Regions from separate parts of the Mus musculus genome. Here region 1 is linked to region 2. Evidence: chromatin loops called from intact Hi-C (ENCODE). Cell type or tissue: heart. All regions are shown on one strand.

Region 1 (8,000 bases), 64 kb before region 2:
CAAGGCAGCGCCAGGGGACTCACACTTGGAAGGCATAGGTAGGAGGATTTTGAATTTGAGGTCAGCCTGTGCTACACAGAAAGCTCAAGGCTAGTCTGGACTGTGTATGAGATTTTTTTTTTTTTTTTTTTTGTGCAAGAAAAATGAAAAGAAACGCACTTGGTCCTGCTTGCTCTGTGTCATACATAACTCGTGAGTTCTGATTCACCCACACCACCAAAACCAGACTTCTTTTTCTCTCTCTCTGTAGTATGGGCCATTGAACTTGGATCGTAACACACGGTAAACGAACATCCTCTACTGAGTCACACTATACCCCTTACCTGTTTCCTTGGAAAAATTATTTCTAATACACATGTAGTTCATTTGACTGCCAGTCTAGTTAACTGGGTTCCTTCTTCCTTCTTAGGTAGATGGGAGGACCCTGATGGCCTTGGTCTAAAACTCCAGGCTCTGTGCCTCACGTCAAGGTCATACTGAAGAATGGTAGCTTGTCTTGACTGTCCACCATTGAGTTGTTGGTTGTCTATGATGACTGCAAACCACGTGTGCTCCCTGAGGCTCTTAGGACTTATGGGCTCAGTGTGGCACTACTGTAGTTCAGGGTGCCACTCATAGCTTGCCTTTTAATGATGTTCTGGGTGCTTAGAATGTTCCAGGTCCCGTCTAGTCTTCACAAAGCCCTGGAGGTACAGACACTTGGTTTTGGTTACTCTCCAGCCCTCCAGCCTGACTGCCTTTCCCACCTAGACAGAAAACAAAGAATGCCAAAAGAATGAAAGGCCAGTTTAACCTCTGCCCATTTTCAGGCCCCATGGTAGAGGGAGAGCTCTGACTCCGGTGGGTTTTCTTTTGATCTCCAGAAACAAATGTAGATGTGCGTGCACCCCACCACACACACACACACACACACACACACACACACAAGCCTAACCAGCAGGGGACATCATTTGCTGCCTGCAGTGGTAGCCCCCCGACTCCATGCTGAGTCTTGCCTGCTTGCAGGAAACGAAGTGCCATATCTTAGTGCAGTGCCAGGACATGCAGTTGGGGGATTGCTCCAGTGGGAACAAGTGGGTCAGAGTTGGCCAGCCGAGCTTAGAGAGGTGGCAAGGTGCTGCCGGCATGGGGCAGATGCTCTCCATGAGGCTGAGACGGCAGGGCTGCTGTCATTGGGGCCGTGGCTAACCTCTGACTGAGGTCTGTGCACTCTGAGGCAGTGTGTTCTCTTGAGATGTTTTAGCACATGAGTTTGTAGCCTAGCCTGCTTAAGTTATAAACAGCAACAGGAACCCCCAGTTTCACCTGCCAAGTTAATCCTGTTTAGCAAAAGGTAGTGCTCTTTTTTTTTTTTTTTTTTTTTTTTTTTTTTTTTTAAAGACAGGTTCCTGCTTGTACCCTAGGCAGGTTGGCCTCTGTGCAGCATAGGTTAACCATGGAACACAATCCTCCTGTGTCACATAGGGGAGTCCTGAGATTACAGACGTGAGCCCCCATGCCTAGCTTCTCAGTTTTGTGTTTTCTGTGTCTGTCTGTGCAGTGTGGGGTATGCACGCCTCTCAAAGGCTGGAGGAGGCCACCACGCATGCTCCATTACACTTTTCTGTACTCCCTTGAGACCAGACCTCTCACTGAGCCTGGGAGACATGCCAGCAAGTCCCAGGCATCCTTCTATGCCCGCCCCCACAGTGCTAGGGGAGGGTGTGGCCACTCGCTGTTTGTGTGGGCGCTGGGGATCTGAACTCAGGCCCTGGGGCTTGCGCAGCAAAATGCAGCCATCTGCGCAGCTCATCTGGTCAGGTTCTTGAAGTGTATTGGACAGGTCGGCGTTTGGAAGTGTGTTGGATTTGAGTTGGATGGAATTGTCTAGGACAGAGAGGAGAGCCTAGCTTGTATTTTCTTTGTCTGTGATGCTGTGAACTCAAAAGGCCTTACGTGTGCCTGGCAAGCACCCTTGGCTCTTTACCTCTACGACTCCCATTTTTTCCTGTGAAACTGGACCGTCTAGGCTCTTGGCAGGGTCTGAAATGGACAGGAAGAAGGGCAGGTTGTTGTTCTATAGGGTTGGGGATGGTGTCTAATGACAGTTACTGGGAAGTCCCTAAGGCCAAAGCCTGCTGCTTGGATAATGGCCTGCTACTTTTTGAAACAGGCTGTTGACACAGTTCTGGAGTACTGGCTTCTGGGCTCTAAGCCTTGTTTCCCAGTTGGTCACCGATCAGGAAGTTACGGATTTCCCACCATCCCTGTTATTGGGGATTGAACTCAGGGCTTCTCACATGTTAAGTAAGACACAACAACGGACTTGTGGGTTTTCTGTAAAAAGAGCAGGCAAGAACACCAGTTACACTGACCTGCTTGCTTGGTTTTGGTTTTGGAACCAGGGATTGAATTTAGAACTTTGTGCTCACTGAATACCCCGCTCTCCCATTGAGCTATGCCTCTAGCTCAGTCTTAATTTTTATTTATTTATTATTTATTTTTGAGGCATGGTCCCATTTACTGTTGTCCTGGAACTCACTGTGTGGATCAGGCTGGTCATGAACTCACAGATCCACCTGCCTCTGCCTCCTGAGGTCTGGGACTGAAGGCCAGTGTTACCATGCGGGGCTCAGGGTCAGCCTTGAACTCAGATCTCCCTTTTTTAGCCTTGATTGCTTGCTGTGCATCTCCGGTACTGAGGCTATGGGTGTGTACTGTATCTCTGTGCCTAGTTTCAAATGACAGTTTTATTTATTAATTTATTTGAAGGTGATCCTGCTGATTGCAGCCAGGATCTTGTGACTGCTAGGCAAGCACTTTACTACAGAGCTGGATTCCCAGCTGCTTCCAACTTTAAAATGTGGGTGCAGCTGGGTGCAGTCTCGGGCTTTTAATCAAGCCACTTGGGAGGCATAGGTAGGTGAGTCTCTGAGTTTGAGGGCGGCTTGGTCTATGTAGAAGTCCAGGACAGACACTCTGCATAGAGAGACCCCTTTAATCCCAGCCCTTGGGAGCAGAGGGGCAGTTTCTTGAGTCCATCCTGGTCTACATAGTGAAAGTTTGTCAAAACCAAAGCAATGGTAGGTATAGTGGTTGGGTGGAGACTTGAGCATTGTAAAAACATTACTTTATTCATTGTTTTTTGTTTTTTTTCAGATTCAATGAGGGTTCAGAGTAAAAGTTTTTTGGAGTCTAGGTTTTGAGACAGGGTTTTGCCATCTAGTCTTGGCTTGCCTGAAATTCGTTATGAAGTTGCTGTCTTCCTTCCTCTGCCTCCCAAGTGGAGATTTACAGGTGTGCAGAGCCACGCCCGAGTTTGAGTTTGGTAGTCCAGGTTGGGTATGAGACAGTTGAGCCGAGCTCCAACACTGTGGCCTTAGGCCAGGTACTTAACCCCCTGATTTCTTCATACGCCATTGTGTTCAATGTTATACTCTCACTTCGCTGCCCTGAGGTTTTCATCAATTGGCGTGGGGAAGTATTGTTCACTGCCCACACTGATATTAACACTGATACTACCGGGTTGTGTCTTCTTGTCCCACCAACAGAAGTATAGTCACCCTTTACCCTTGGCTTGGTGATTTTTTTCCCTGGCTTCTTTCATTTCAAGAGATGCTGTTGATTAGCAACGGATTTAAATGACTTATTGAGAATGTGTGTCCTGGGCATAATTACAGAGTTAGGAAAACAAGTCCTTAGCCGGTCACTAGGAGGTGCCTGAACCCCCACATTAGTGGATCCCAGCAGCTTTAAGGTATTAAACTCTTGGACCTAAACCTGTTGTCACTGACTAGATCCTGTTCCAAGCATGACTTCCCCATACACATAGTTGCGTATGGAAAACAGGCTCAAGGATTAGCCCGGGCCAATTGTCTCCCTGCTCCCCTCGTTCCCACTACACTCAGTAAGCACTGTGCAGCCGTCCCCCATTTCCTCTTCAGAACCTCACACACTGAGCTATACCCACAGATGCTCCAGAAATGGTAGCACACGGACTTTTTTGCTTCTTGATCTTTTTAGACACGCAGAAAAGTGGTGGGAGAATTACAGAGAACCCTGTGTATTCAGCGACCAGGTTGAGAAATAGGCTCTGAGAGCCGGTCTCCTGCCAGTGACTCTGCATGGCCTGGGTGCTAACCATAGACAGCAGCGGCCCCTCAGCCCTGCTTGCTGTCTTCTTTTTGATTTCATTCATGAGACAGCATCACACTCTGGCTTGTAACTCACTGTGTTGTCCAGATTGGTCTGGAACTACAGGTAATCCTCCTGCCTCAGCAGGAGTCACTCATTCCTCCTGCTCTCCAAAGCTTTTGGTTTACAGAGGAGTTAGTTACAAAGGCTGTATGGCCAGTTCCTGTAACCCTTCACCTAGCTAAATCTGTTTGTGTGCACTGCTTTCATTTTTGGCTTAAGCAACAGGGCTAAAGGAGGCTAATTGCTTCTCCCTGGAGGAGGAATCTCTTCCTGGCTTGCAATCTGCTTTGTCATTTTAGGGTAGGCGGGCAGGGTGGGGCTTAGGGAAGACACTAATTTACTGACCAGATTGCAGATTTTGCAGGTTTTTTAACCAAATTACCCAGTAGTCTCAATTCTTGTTTTAGTATTCTAGTCTAGTTGTCATGTCTCCTAGCGACTTAGAAGTGGTTATGGGTGTATGTGTGTGTGTGTGTGTGCATGCGTGCGTGCATGCATGCGTGCGTGTATGCGTGTATGTGTATGTATATAGTGGTCCCGGGGCTGATGTGCTGGTAAGGTAGCTCAGCATGTAAAAATTCTTGCCTCCAAGATTGGAGTCCAATCCCCAGACCTCACAGAGTTGGGGGAGAGAACTGACTTGTAAGTTGTCTGAACTCCACTTGCATGTATGCATGCACACAGATTTTTTTTTTTTTTCGAGACAGGGTTTCTCTGTATAGCCCTGGCTGTCCTGGAGCTCACTTTGTAGACCAGGCTGGCCTCGAACTCAGAAATCCGCCTGCCTCTGCCTCCCAAGTGCTGGGATTAAAGGCGTTCGCCACCACACCCGGCTCACACAGATTTTTATAACATTAATGCGTGAGTTTGAGTCCTCCCTGGAGCATTGTCTTCACGTGGCTGGCCTCACCTTGCCCTGGAGCCCTTCAGTTTCATCTTCCTCTGCATTACTGGGAAGCTACTCATTTCTACAGCTTACACAGCCTGTGGGCTCCATCCTTGACTCACTGGGTGAAAGGAAGAGATGGCCCAGTGGTTAGGGGCACTGGCTGCTTTTGGAGAAGACAGAATTTGATTGCCAGTGTCCATGTGGCGGCTCACAACTGGCGTAGCCCTAGTTCCTGGGAACTGGGTGCCCTTTCATGGCCCCCACTGGCACTTCTGCTCGTACAAATGTATAAATAAGTCTTTAAAAAATAGTGTCAGGTCTCATTATCCTCAGAGCTTGGGATTGAACCCAGGCTCACAGAGTAGACTGTTTGAGACAGGGTCTTGGGTGGTTGCAGCTGGCCTCGAACCAAGGCAGTCTTCCTCTTTCCTTTTCTAGTGTTGGAGTTACAGCTGTATGCTGCCATACGTCTGTCTGCTTCTCTGTCCTGTCCCTCTGCCTTGTCCTGCTAAGCACTCTGTTACCCTACTGCTGGGCTCTATTCCCAGTTCTCTTAATTTGAGATAGGGTCTCAATAAGTGTCATAGGCTGGCGTTGAACCCTTGTCCTGTAGCATTGGCAGGCCTTGAATTTGTTATCTTCTTGCTTCCAACTCCCAAATAGCTGGGATCATAGGCCAGTGTTTTCATGCTGGGCTCACCAAGTCTGTATCAGGATTAAATGTTATGTTCTGGTGGTAACATTAAGATATTGTTTCTGGGAGTTGACAGATCTAGAGTGACACTTTGGGTTGAAGTGAAATGCTAGTTTTCATAGTCATTTGTGGTCAATTTGGAGGGATGCCCCCTCCATGCCTGTGGGAGATAATTTTTCTGTAGGTTGTAGGACCCAGGAAGCGAGGCAAATCTGAAAAGGGAACTAGCTATAATTTGGGGAAGTAATTTTCCCCACACTTCTAGAAAGCAGCAGTTTTCTCTGGTTTTCGGTTTTGTTTGAGTGGGCCGTGCATGGGGGGCTCCGGGCAAACTCTCGTGATGCGTGAGTATCACCATGAACCCTGCTGTTGTCCTAGTGCTAGTAACAGAAAGAGCCTAATTCAAATCCCAGGGAGGAGGAGGGGCTCCCCTCAGGACCCTTATGTGTAGAAGCTATGCAGGCTCCAGAGAGATGTCGTTCTGTGGATTGCTGCTTTCGGCGTTGCTTCCCTTGTCGTCAGCGTGTGCATATGGGGCTGTGTGTGTTTGTGGGGATAGACCCCAGCGTCTGTGCACACTAGGCAAGGCTTTACCACTGAGCCCTGTTGTCCTCTACAAACCACTTGACACCTGGCTGGTGTCACTTTAACACAGCTGCTTCTGTGTTCAGTCGGTTGGGCCTCATGTCATATATCCTGGAAGGAGCAGCTGTGTGAGGAGGAGCTTGAGGTACTCCTAACCGTCTTCAGGGTCTCTGAGACCTGTCTTTAAGACTGTGTACCTTGAGCAGCTTCTGGCTAGGGCCCACAGCCAGAATATCCAGCCCTTCCCGAGGTGGCTCAAGTGCTTTCTACTCAAGGCATGCTGGCTTTGTCCTTATGACAGCAGTGGGAGAGGCAAGCAACCAGCTTGACTGCTGGGCCATTCTAGCAGCCTGCCTTTAACTGTAGGTCAGGAGGGGAGGGTTGAAGTGTTAGCTTTCAGTTTTCAAACAGAGGAAGCCCAGAGTGACATTGTAGGTGGCACACTTACACTTGTGTCTGAGACCTTCTCTGTGAGCAGCCACACAGGTCAAGCGTTCCCCTCTTGGTAGGGTGTGTCTGGTGGGTCACCTTCAGAAGTGCCAGTGCCAGGGCTGCATGGCGTGGTGTGCAGGGGTCCATTCTGGTAGGTGGGGCTGGCTGGCTGGCTGGCTGGCTGGCTGAATCTGTCTCCCAGCCTGCGACTTGCTGGCCCAGCAGTGGAGCACTGTAATGGATGAGCAGCTCTCGTGAAGTTCCGGAGCCATAGAAGCATGCTGCTGAGCCTCTGGCCCTTGCCGCTCCCTTCTCACCTGGCTGGAGCCTTCTTTCAGGACAGACAGACCGTGCTCACGGCCAGAGCACACTGCAGTCTTATTACCTAAGTACATGGAAGTTTATCTCCTCATCACCTGATGTGTGGCCATCTGAAAGCAGAGCTGGTCAGGAAGGGTCCTTTTCTTTTTGAGTTGGGCTCTCACAAAGTCAGAATGGGCTACACCCAGTTCAGGTTCTGAAAGCAAGGAGACAAGGTGCAGTGCCAGCGCAGGCATCTGGAAGCCTTCCTGAGTGGAGAGACTGGCGCTGCTGTGTATCGATTTCCCCGGAGAAGTTTCTGCAAGTGGGACTGAAAGCCACGCTGCCTCTCCTGTTTCTAAGCAACTCCGATGTTGCCATGGTGACATTCCCCAGGCAGCAGATACAGTAAGCTGTGGAATGCAGTTGCTCCCAGAGGCTGAACATTTTCTCTTTTGGTAACTAACTCAATTGGTATTAGCACAGGTTACATAAAATTGTTAAAGGAAGGGGGCCGGAGGATGGGCCAGATAAAGGTTGTTCCGCAAATGGCTGGCAGGTGCATGCTCTAGACAGGGTGGTGCCCTGGGGGGGGGCGGGCGGTGAACCTCATAGATGAGGTGATGTTTGGTGAACAAACTGATTGACTGATTGATTATGCATGCACATTAGTAGGATGTGGCTTTGACTGCAGAAACCAGGGACCTAAAATTAGAATTCCTGAAGTCCCACAGAACTGACTCGGTCTCTTGGGAGCCTGGTGGTCTAGGCACTCTCTGATTCACGATTGACATCTTTTCTTCCTTCTTGGTTCAAGATGGCTGATGAGGCCCCAGCCGTTGCGTCTAAGTTTCATGGAAGATGTGAGGGCCTCTCATGAACAGACCCTGTTGCGTTAGGAGACTGACTGCAAAGTATAGTCTT
Region 2 (8,000 bases):
TTACTCTTCCACTTAATTAATTAATTAATTAATTAATAAATAATATTTAAAAATTTTAAAACCCTAAACTCTTGGACATATTTCCTGATATCAGTGGTTTGGGTCTTAATTGAAATACATGGTTAGCAATAAATTATTAAAAGTTAGATGACCTTATAAGTTAATTGAACATACAAGTAGATGCTTTTCCATTTTATCCTTCTTGTGTATTTAAATATCGAAAACAAAGATGCTCGGGGCTCTTAACCACTGAGCCGTTGCTCAAGCCCCCTACACCTTATTTTTTGAGGCACGGTCTCTCACTAAACCTGGTACTCACCGATTAGAGCAGAGATCCCAAGGATCCTCTCATCACTTTTTTTTCTTTTTTTGGGGGGGGGGAGGGGTGGGGTTTCTGAGACAGGGTTTCTCTGTGTAGCTCTGGCTGTTCTGGAACTCACTCTGTAGACCAGGCTGGCCTCGAACTCAGAAATCCTCCTGCCTCTGCTTCCCAGGTGCTGGGATTAAAGATGTGTACCACCACTGTCCTGTGGATTCTCTCATCTCTACATCCCCCATGCTGTGCCACCATGTCCCACTTCTTATGGGGGCCCAATCAATTTAGTTCCTCACACATGCCTGGCAAGCACTTCACCAGCTGCGCCATCTGCCCAGCCTTCCCTCGGTCTTAGCTATTCAAAAGTAACGAATGCACTGTGATTAGGGGCTACTGTGAAATACTAAGGATGGCTGGGCGAGAGAGAGGATGGGAGCAGGCCATTGCCAAGGATGGCTGGAAAACAGGTGATGTGTTAGAATAGCGGCCCATGTCCAAATATAGCACGCCAGGCCAGAGCAGTTCCACGAGTAAGAGGTTTACTGGGAGAAAAAGGGGCAAGGTGGCGGTGGAAAGAGAAGGGGGGAAGAGAGAGAGATTAGGGGACCTTTCTTTATGTATGGGTGATGACATGGGCGATGATGTAACACAGGTAAAGGTGGGAGGTGAGCTAAGTGGATTCTGGGAATATGGTGGCTGTTGCCTTCGCAACAAGTCTGTGGGCCATGCCTATGTGATGTCACAGGTTTCGGAGGTCCTGATGCCAACAACAGGTAGTATAGAAAGTGTAATTGACCAACATGGCTGCAACTTTGTTCTCAGTTCTGCTTGGCCCGGGAGCTAACTGCACATTGATGGAAAAGCTTCTGACTTAAGAAGGTGTCACTGCCCCTGAGGGGGTGAGAACGCTTAGGATCATAGCTCTGGATGCTGGGGACAGGGGCTTTGAAGACTGTTACCAAAGTGGGCAGGGCCAGTAGCTTTAAGAAGGAGCTGTGTGACATTAAAGTTGGCACCTCCTCTCTGGGTGTTTACTGTCTGTGAATAATGGACCTGTCTAGACCTTAATATTCCTTCCAGTGCAGCTCTTCTGGGGCTCAGTCTTATTGTGGGTAGTCCTGTGGACTGAACCCCACTGTTAGACACACACTACTTGGATCTTAGAGTCCCTAAGGAATCTTTAGTGAGGCAGCAAAGATAGGGGAGGGGGCAGCGAGATGGCTCAACTGGCACTCGACACCAAACCTTACCACCTGACATCAATCCCTGGGACCTACATGGTAGAAGGAGAAAAAACAACTCCCGCCATTGTCTTCTGTCCTCCACCAAGAACTTGCATACATATAGATACACACACAGAGTAAATAAATGAACAGATAAATATGTGTAAATGATGGTAAGCACTTGACGGGGAGAAAGCCCTGTGCTAACATTTCTCACTGGGATGGAGAAAGACCTCACACCGAGTCAGGAATAGACAGGACACTAGAATGACCTTAGCATTCCTTCCAGGCAGGAAACCTCTTCGAAATCTCTCCCATGCCCTCCACAGTTCAGGCTGGTTTTTACATCTCTCTTCATAATGCACAGTGCTATGTGACACTGCAATGACCTTCAGGGAAGGCCAAAGAGCATTTGCCTTCCTCCTCTTCGGCTTAAGCCCCACGCTGCCCCAGTCCCTGCAGCCATGGCTAAGGGACACAAACACCAGCTGTAAGGAGAGGTTAGAGTCCAGCCTCCTCACGGCCACTGTCCCACACTCCTTGACGATTCCTTGGGAGTGAGCCTGACCATCACTTGGGCTGCTGGGGATGGAGGGTAGGGGGCTTGAACAAGACTGCCCCTCACCCCGCACGTCCTAGTCTGCCTCCCCTCTGATTTCCTTGGCTTCTGAGCTGAGGAGGAAGTTGGACACACACACACACACACACACCCCAGCCTGCCCTGCTTTTTAGGAGGGCTTGAGGTTTGCTGGGCCAGGCCCACAGCTTGGGCAATGCCTGTGTCTTCCTGTGGTGCAACCCAAGGATGTTCAGTGCTGGGGTGTGTGTCAGGGGGAGGAAGGGGCAAGATAGGGGAGGTGCCCCGCTCTTCCCTGAAAGCACTCTACAGAGAATGGCTGGGGTGGGAAGAGGGCCTAGTTTCTACTTCATCTCTGCTGTCTTGGCTGTTCTCTGGCAAAAGAGAATATTCTTTGTTCTATCACCAAGAAGGACCCAAAGCTGTCTCACCAGATGGGGTCCCAAGGTCACATTCACACTCAGGGGCCTGACTTATGTTTTGATAGTTTCTGGGGTTCTCATGCCAGGGTGTTTGCTAGCTTTAGCCGTACCAAACTCGTGTAAGGTCACCTAATGATAACAGGACAGACTATCCTCCTGAGGTAGTCCTTCTTACCCAGTAGCCAGAGTGGGTGTGCCCATAGAGCCTGTGAGAGGCCACCCATATCATCTACAATGTATAGCTACCAGCCCCCACCCCCTGCCCCTAGTTGGATCCCTGACATTGTACTTGGACTGTCCTCTGACCTTTAGCTAGGAACCACTAGGAGTTCAACATCCTTGTCCTTAGACATAGTCACCCCCGCCCCCATTGGTAACCTCTACCATTCTATCTAGACAGGGCTTACTTTCAAGTCTGTCCCCCAGGTGACAGTGCAGATGACAGCCTTTTCACGTCCATCCTGTATAAGGGACTGGATCACATGGGAGCTGGGAGGCTGTGTGTGGTGGGACAGGCCTACGATCTCAGATACTTGAGAGGCCAGTGATAGAAAGGCTGTGATCAACTCAAGGCACTCCCGGGGAGCTTATTGAGAAGTTAAGAGAAAGGAAACAAAGAAAGAAACAAAGGAGACAAAGGAGGCTGGTGATGCAGTTTAGTGGCAGTGCACTTGCCTCGCATCCCTGAGGCCCTGGATCAATGCCCAGCACTGAAACAGAGTGAAGAAGAGAATCACTGGGGAGGGGGTACCCCTCAGCTGGCAGAGTACTTGCCTAGAATGTCTGAGTCCCCATGTCTGACTCAACACTGGGGAAGCTGGGTATGGTGGTATCCACTATAATCCCAGCACTCAGTAGGCAGAGGTAGAAGAATTAGAGGTTCAAGACTATTCCCGTTACACAGGAAGGTCAAGGCTAGTCTGAGATGATGGAACACACATAAACACACACACACACACACACACACACACACACACATGTACACACATGAGCACACACACAGTATACACACATATGTATATATGTAAACATATATATATATGTTCTCATGCATAGATAAATGTACACACGTAAACACATGAGCATACACACACTATATCTATATCTATAAAATCTAGGGTTCTCATGCATACACACATGTACACGTGTACACACATGAGTACACACACAATGTGTGTATACACACACATATATCTTCTGGTGTTCTCATTGGTGTTCTCATGTGTATATATATATATATATATATATATATATATATATATATATATATATATACAAAACACACACACACACACACACACACACACACACCGGTGGGAGGCCATGGTCCTCAAAACTCAGTAGGGCAGGGGAACTCAGGTAAGGAATTTACTGGTTCCTAGCTCAGATCTGGTCTTGTGGCTGAAGGAAGCACTGACAGGAGGGGTTGGGGAGGGGGCTCCAAGGTCAGGCCAGGAAAGAACAGAGTGGAGCAAGCTCTAAGTGATCGCAAGTACAAGGATGAGTGTAGATACCTATGAGGGCCCGGAGGACAGCATGGGAGTGAGTTTGTAGAGGGGCCATGGTGGTGCATCCCTGCAATCCCAGCATGCATTAGGCGAGGTAGAAGAGTCTTGAGGGCAGCCTGAGCTACAAGGCAGCATCCTGTCTCAGAAAGCTAACCCCTCAAAAACCACAAACAAAACTCCGCCCAAACAAAACAATACAAACCCCACAGAAACAAAACTCCACACAAGTATGTTGAAAACAAACTACCAGCAAGACAGAATCAAGGGAGCCTATGAATAACAGCCCAGCCATAGATAAAGCCCTGGGGGAAAGAGGCTGAGAAGGTTCCATGGGGCACACCAACAGATGCAGGAGCGTGTCCTGAGGTTGGGAAGTTCTGGGCTTGTGCATGCCCTGCGCGTGTTTCAGGTGTGTTAGCCGGTGGACATAACTGTACCAGGTGTATCAGCTGCAGGGCACACAAGCGCAGAATGAGCCAAACTCCCTCCCACTTGCTAAAGTCATCGTAGATTTCCCTTACTTATCCACCTACCCGCCCACCCATCTACCCTGGGCTGCTGGAGAACAGGGAGCCAAAGTCCTGCCTCCAGACTAGGAGAACCGCAAGGCAAGCTGGGTTAGACTAGGGTCCACACTTTAGTATGCACGGCCCTCACGATCTCTAAAAAGCACCGGGACTTACAGGGGGAAGTGGCTGGTTGGACACTTGCCACTTCTATCAGCAACTCCAGCCCTTCCCCACCCCCATCCCTGGGCTCTGGAGACGCCGTACCGCCCGCCGCCCCTCGGGGGCGCTGCTGGGCGGGGAGCTTGCTCGGCCGCCTGCCTCGCCTTGGGCTCAGCATTCACTCTAGCGAGCGAGCGGCGTGTACAGCCGGCTCCCTGGGCTCCTGGAGTCCCGCTTGCTCCAAGCGCACTCCAGCAGTCTCTTTCTGCTCTTGCCCGGCTCGACGGCGACATGGGTGTCCCCGCGGTCCCAGAGGCCAGCAGCCCGCGCTGGGGAACCCTGCTCCTTGCTATTTTCCTGGCTGCATCCAGAGGTAAGATCAACAGGCGGTGGGGTGCTAGCGAGAGCTCTAGGGAGTACAGCCCGGTAGTGTAGGGGGCAGGATGGGAGTGCCCTGAATCCCCTCAGCCTGCGGTAACCTTCACCTTACCGCTGCTCCGCTGGGACAGCCCAGCAGGGTGCAGTGGTGTCTCCATCCTTCATCAGGCACATCTTTAATTGCTAACAGCTGCCAAAACAGCAGGCACGGGTGTCCCTTGGGGACTGCCTGCCAGACACTTCCCTGACCCGAGAGTCCAGAGCAGGGGCCATGAAGAACTTCTGCAAGGCAGGAGATGGGCCGGAGGAGAATCACCCCGTCCTATGGCGGTTGCTGAGTGCATTTTGACACCTGGGGCATCTCCCTGACTTCTGGCAACAGAGTCTAAGAGGACTTAGGGGGTGTGGTGCTGTGACCCTGGTATTCTATCCCCCTTGACACTTGTGTGTGAGTCTTGATGGACACTCCCGAATCTGAGCATGCTTGTCACCTGCTCTGTACTGAAAGTCTAAGGACCCGTTTGAGTGATCAGTGGGCTTCTGTCATTTAACCTTATTACAGCTGAGGAGTTGATTTGGATGAGTAAGAAAGACACGAGGGACACTCCCCTGAGCCCAGCAACCAGCTTGGATAACTCCTCGGCAGGGACACAGAAGCCCCACACAGGGAGATGTCACTTCCAAAGTCCAGACTCACAATCTGTACATTGTTCCGGGACACAGGGGCTCCCTAGAGCCCAATCTTTGTTTATTCGGTGAAGATCTCAAAGAAAAAGGGGAGGATACCCTGATAGTTGCCCAAACAGTAGACAGGTGGGTCCCCTGAGATGGCCTGCCTGATACTTCCCTGCTCAGAACCCAGGGCACGGGTGGCTTCTGCAAGGCAGGGGAGAGGAAGGGTCCAGAGGGAGTCACCATTGTCAGGACAGAGATGGAATGCTCAGCTCCGCAGAGGGAGCCAATAGCTGCATCAGAAAAGAAGGAAGAGGGGTTAAGGGGTTGAAAGGGAGGAGAGACAGGGAACTAACTCTTTATCAATACTGGGAGGCTGGCCTGGACTTCTGATAAGAAAGAAGGCACCCACACCCTATAGACAGAAGACTGAAGCCCTGGCCTGCCTTTCCTCACCACAGGAGAGAGCCTGTGGCAGGGATGGGGTGGCGATACAGGCGGGGGATGTTTCACTCCCAACCCCAAGGCTCATCAGGGGCATAGCTTCTAAGAACGGAGGACAGTGGCAGGCAGGAAGGCCAGTATGGCATCTACCTCAGGCTACTATCCTCCTCCCGGGTGACTCCACTAGGCCCCTTTCCTTGCCTCTTCCCTACCCTAACTAGAATGGGAAGCTTTCTGGTCAGCAGCCTCAATTTGGGAAACTAAGTCCTAGAGCTTCAGGGCAGAGGGTCAGCAGCTTGCAGAACTTCCAGCAGCAGCAGAGAGGTTCTGGGGGGAGCTGGGCTCCCTCACCCCCCAAGAGATTTCGCAGCCTACTGCATTTGCTGACTCCAGCTGATTGGTGAGCTGAAGGCCGCCTCCCTTCAGCTCCCAGGGAGGTAATCAGGGATCTAGGAGGCTTTCAGGAAAGAAACAAGAGGAAACTTTTAGCCTGGAGCTGCTCTGACCTCAACATTGGCTATACTTTAAGTCATAACTCATATACTTTAAGTCTTCCTTCTCTTTCCTGTAGCAGACCTGGTCAGGAGGCCTGGGGGCTGAATCCCCCCCCCCCCCCATCAGCATTGGGGCTGGGTTACCTTGAAAAGAATTGTGTTTGGGGCAGGGTGAGACGGGGAGGGGGTATCTGGGGGGACTTCAAACAGTCAGAGCTTAGGAGGCACTTGGAGTACATGGAAGACACTCCTTTCCTGGCCTGACAGGGACTGATGGGGGGCGGGGCAGGGGTTACCTTTGGAACCAGGTGCCCCAGACCCCAAGGGGTACAGAACCTCTTCCCCACAAGTGTCCCTAAGATTTGAGGAAGTTACTACCCTGCCTGTCCTTAGTCTGACCCAGGAGGCCCATTCACATGGGAGCACTGGTGTTCCAGAGAGGGGCAGCTGTCTTCCCCTTCATGGTAAACAAGCCTGCAAGGCCCTATTGAGTAAACTCCGTGCTGAAAGCCTCTGCTCCGGTAGTGGTCAGCGCTTAGGAAATCCTTAAGCCCCACCCAGCAGCCTGAGGGTAGAGCTGGCTGTCTTGGGATGCCCAGGGGCCAGAAACATGAAGGAGGGCGGAGCTGGGAGGCTGCAAGGCTGCTGTGGATCTAGGGAAGAGGAACCACAGAAAAGCTAAAGGAGTCACCTCTGTAAGTTCAGGATACGGGATCGTAGGTCTAAGCAGGAAAAACAGAGGATTCACAGGGCCCATGTGGACTATTGGTACTGACTGAGCCTGCTGTATTAAACTTGAGGTCCTAGGCTCAAAAGCAACTGTTGCCCAGGACCAGTGGCCTTGCCAGAAGTTAGCACTGGCTTCTCATACTTATGGATTCTTTTGGAGAGTCTTTTGGACCATGGCCTTCCTGGTGTTTAAGCAAGGAGTCTGGTGTATATCTATCTGCACCCCAGGTGCTTCCTCCACTCCAGCGTAACTGTTTCATGGTTAGACCTGTATTCAAATCTTAGCTGGCCGTCTGTGAGCTGGGCAAGCTTTTCAGCATCCTTGGTCAAGCCTCCATCTGTAATTTAGGGTGGCGTTCTGCCTCCCCTTACACACAGCTGTGTGGAGCTGATAGGCAAGACTTCCCAGGGTGCCTGGTCCTTGGGATGCTGGTAGTGTATCATCTCCTGGTTTCTGGGGACTCCATACTAGTGGCTTTGCATCTGAGCTTCTTCTGCCTTACAGAGCCCCGATAAGTGCCCGGGACTTAGGAGCCATGAGAAATATCACTGGGAATGCATTTTCCAGA

Evidence for each region. A loop is a pair of places that touch in the nucleus more often than their neighbours do. Peaks named below come from ENCODE experiments on the same cell type or tissue, not always from the same donor. Only the 100,000 strongest peaks of a DNase experiment are listed, where the experiment ranks them.
Region 1: it touches region 2 in a loop (2.1-fold over the local background); 2 of 42 quality-filtered maps call a loop at or near these places.

What each region holds. Positions count from the first base shown.
Region 1 is chr10:60,278,429-60,286,428 of GRCm38, forward strand. The region is part of intron 1 of Psap (prosaposin); the gene reads left to right. Among named protein-coding and RNA genes, the nearest start is that of Psap, 4.8 kb to the left of the region's middle. In heart, no CTCF peak of the experiment used is centred here; DNase peaks (open chromatin) are centred at 1,663, 4,443, 6,755, 7,473 and 3 weaker places; H3K4me3 peaks cover 1,226 bases; H3K27ac peaks cover 1,455 bases.
Region 2 is chr10:60,342,017-60,350,016 of GRCm38, forward strand. All of the region lies in intron 39 of Cdh23 (cadherin 23 (otocadherin)), which reads right to left. It overlaps Vsir (V-set immunoregulatory receptor), which reads left to right and starts at 4,835. Exons shown (of 7, transcript NM_028732.4): 1 at 4,835-5,087. The coding sequence starts at 5,006. In heart, CTCF peaks have their summits at 4,843 and 5,059; DNase peaks (open chromatin) are centred at 4,835, 5,165, 6,215, 7,225 and 3 weaker places; H3K4me3 peaks cover 1,991 bases; H3K27ac peaks cover 2,205 bases; H3K27me3 peaks cover 1,038 bases.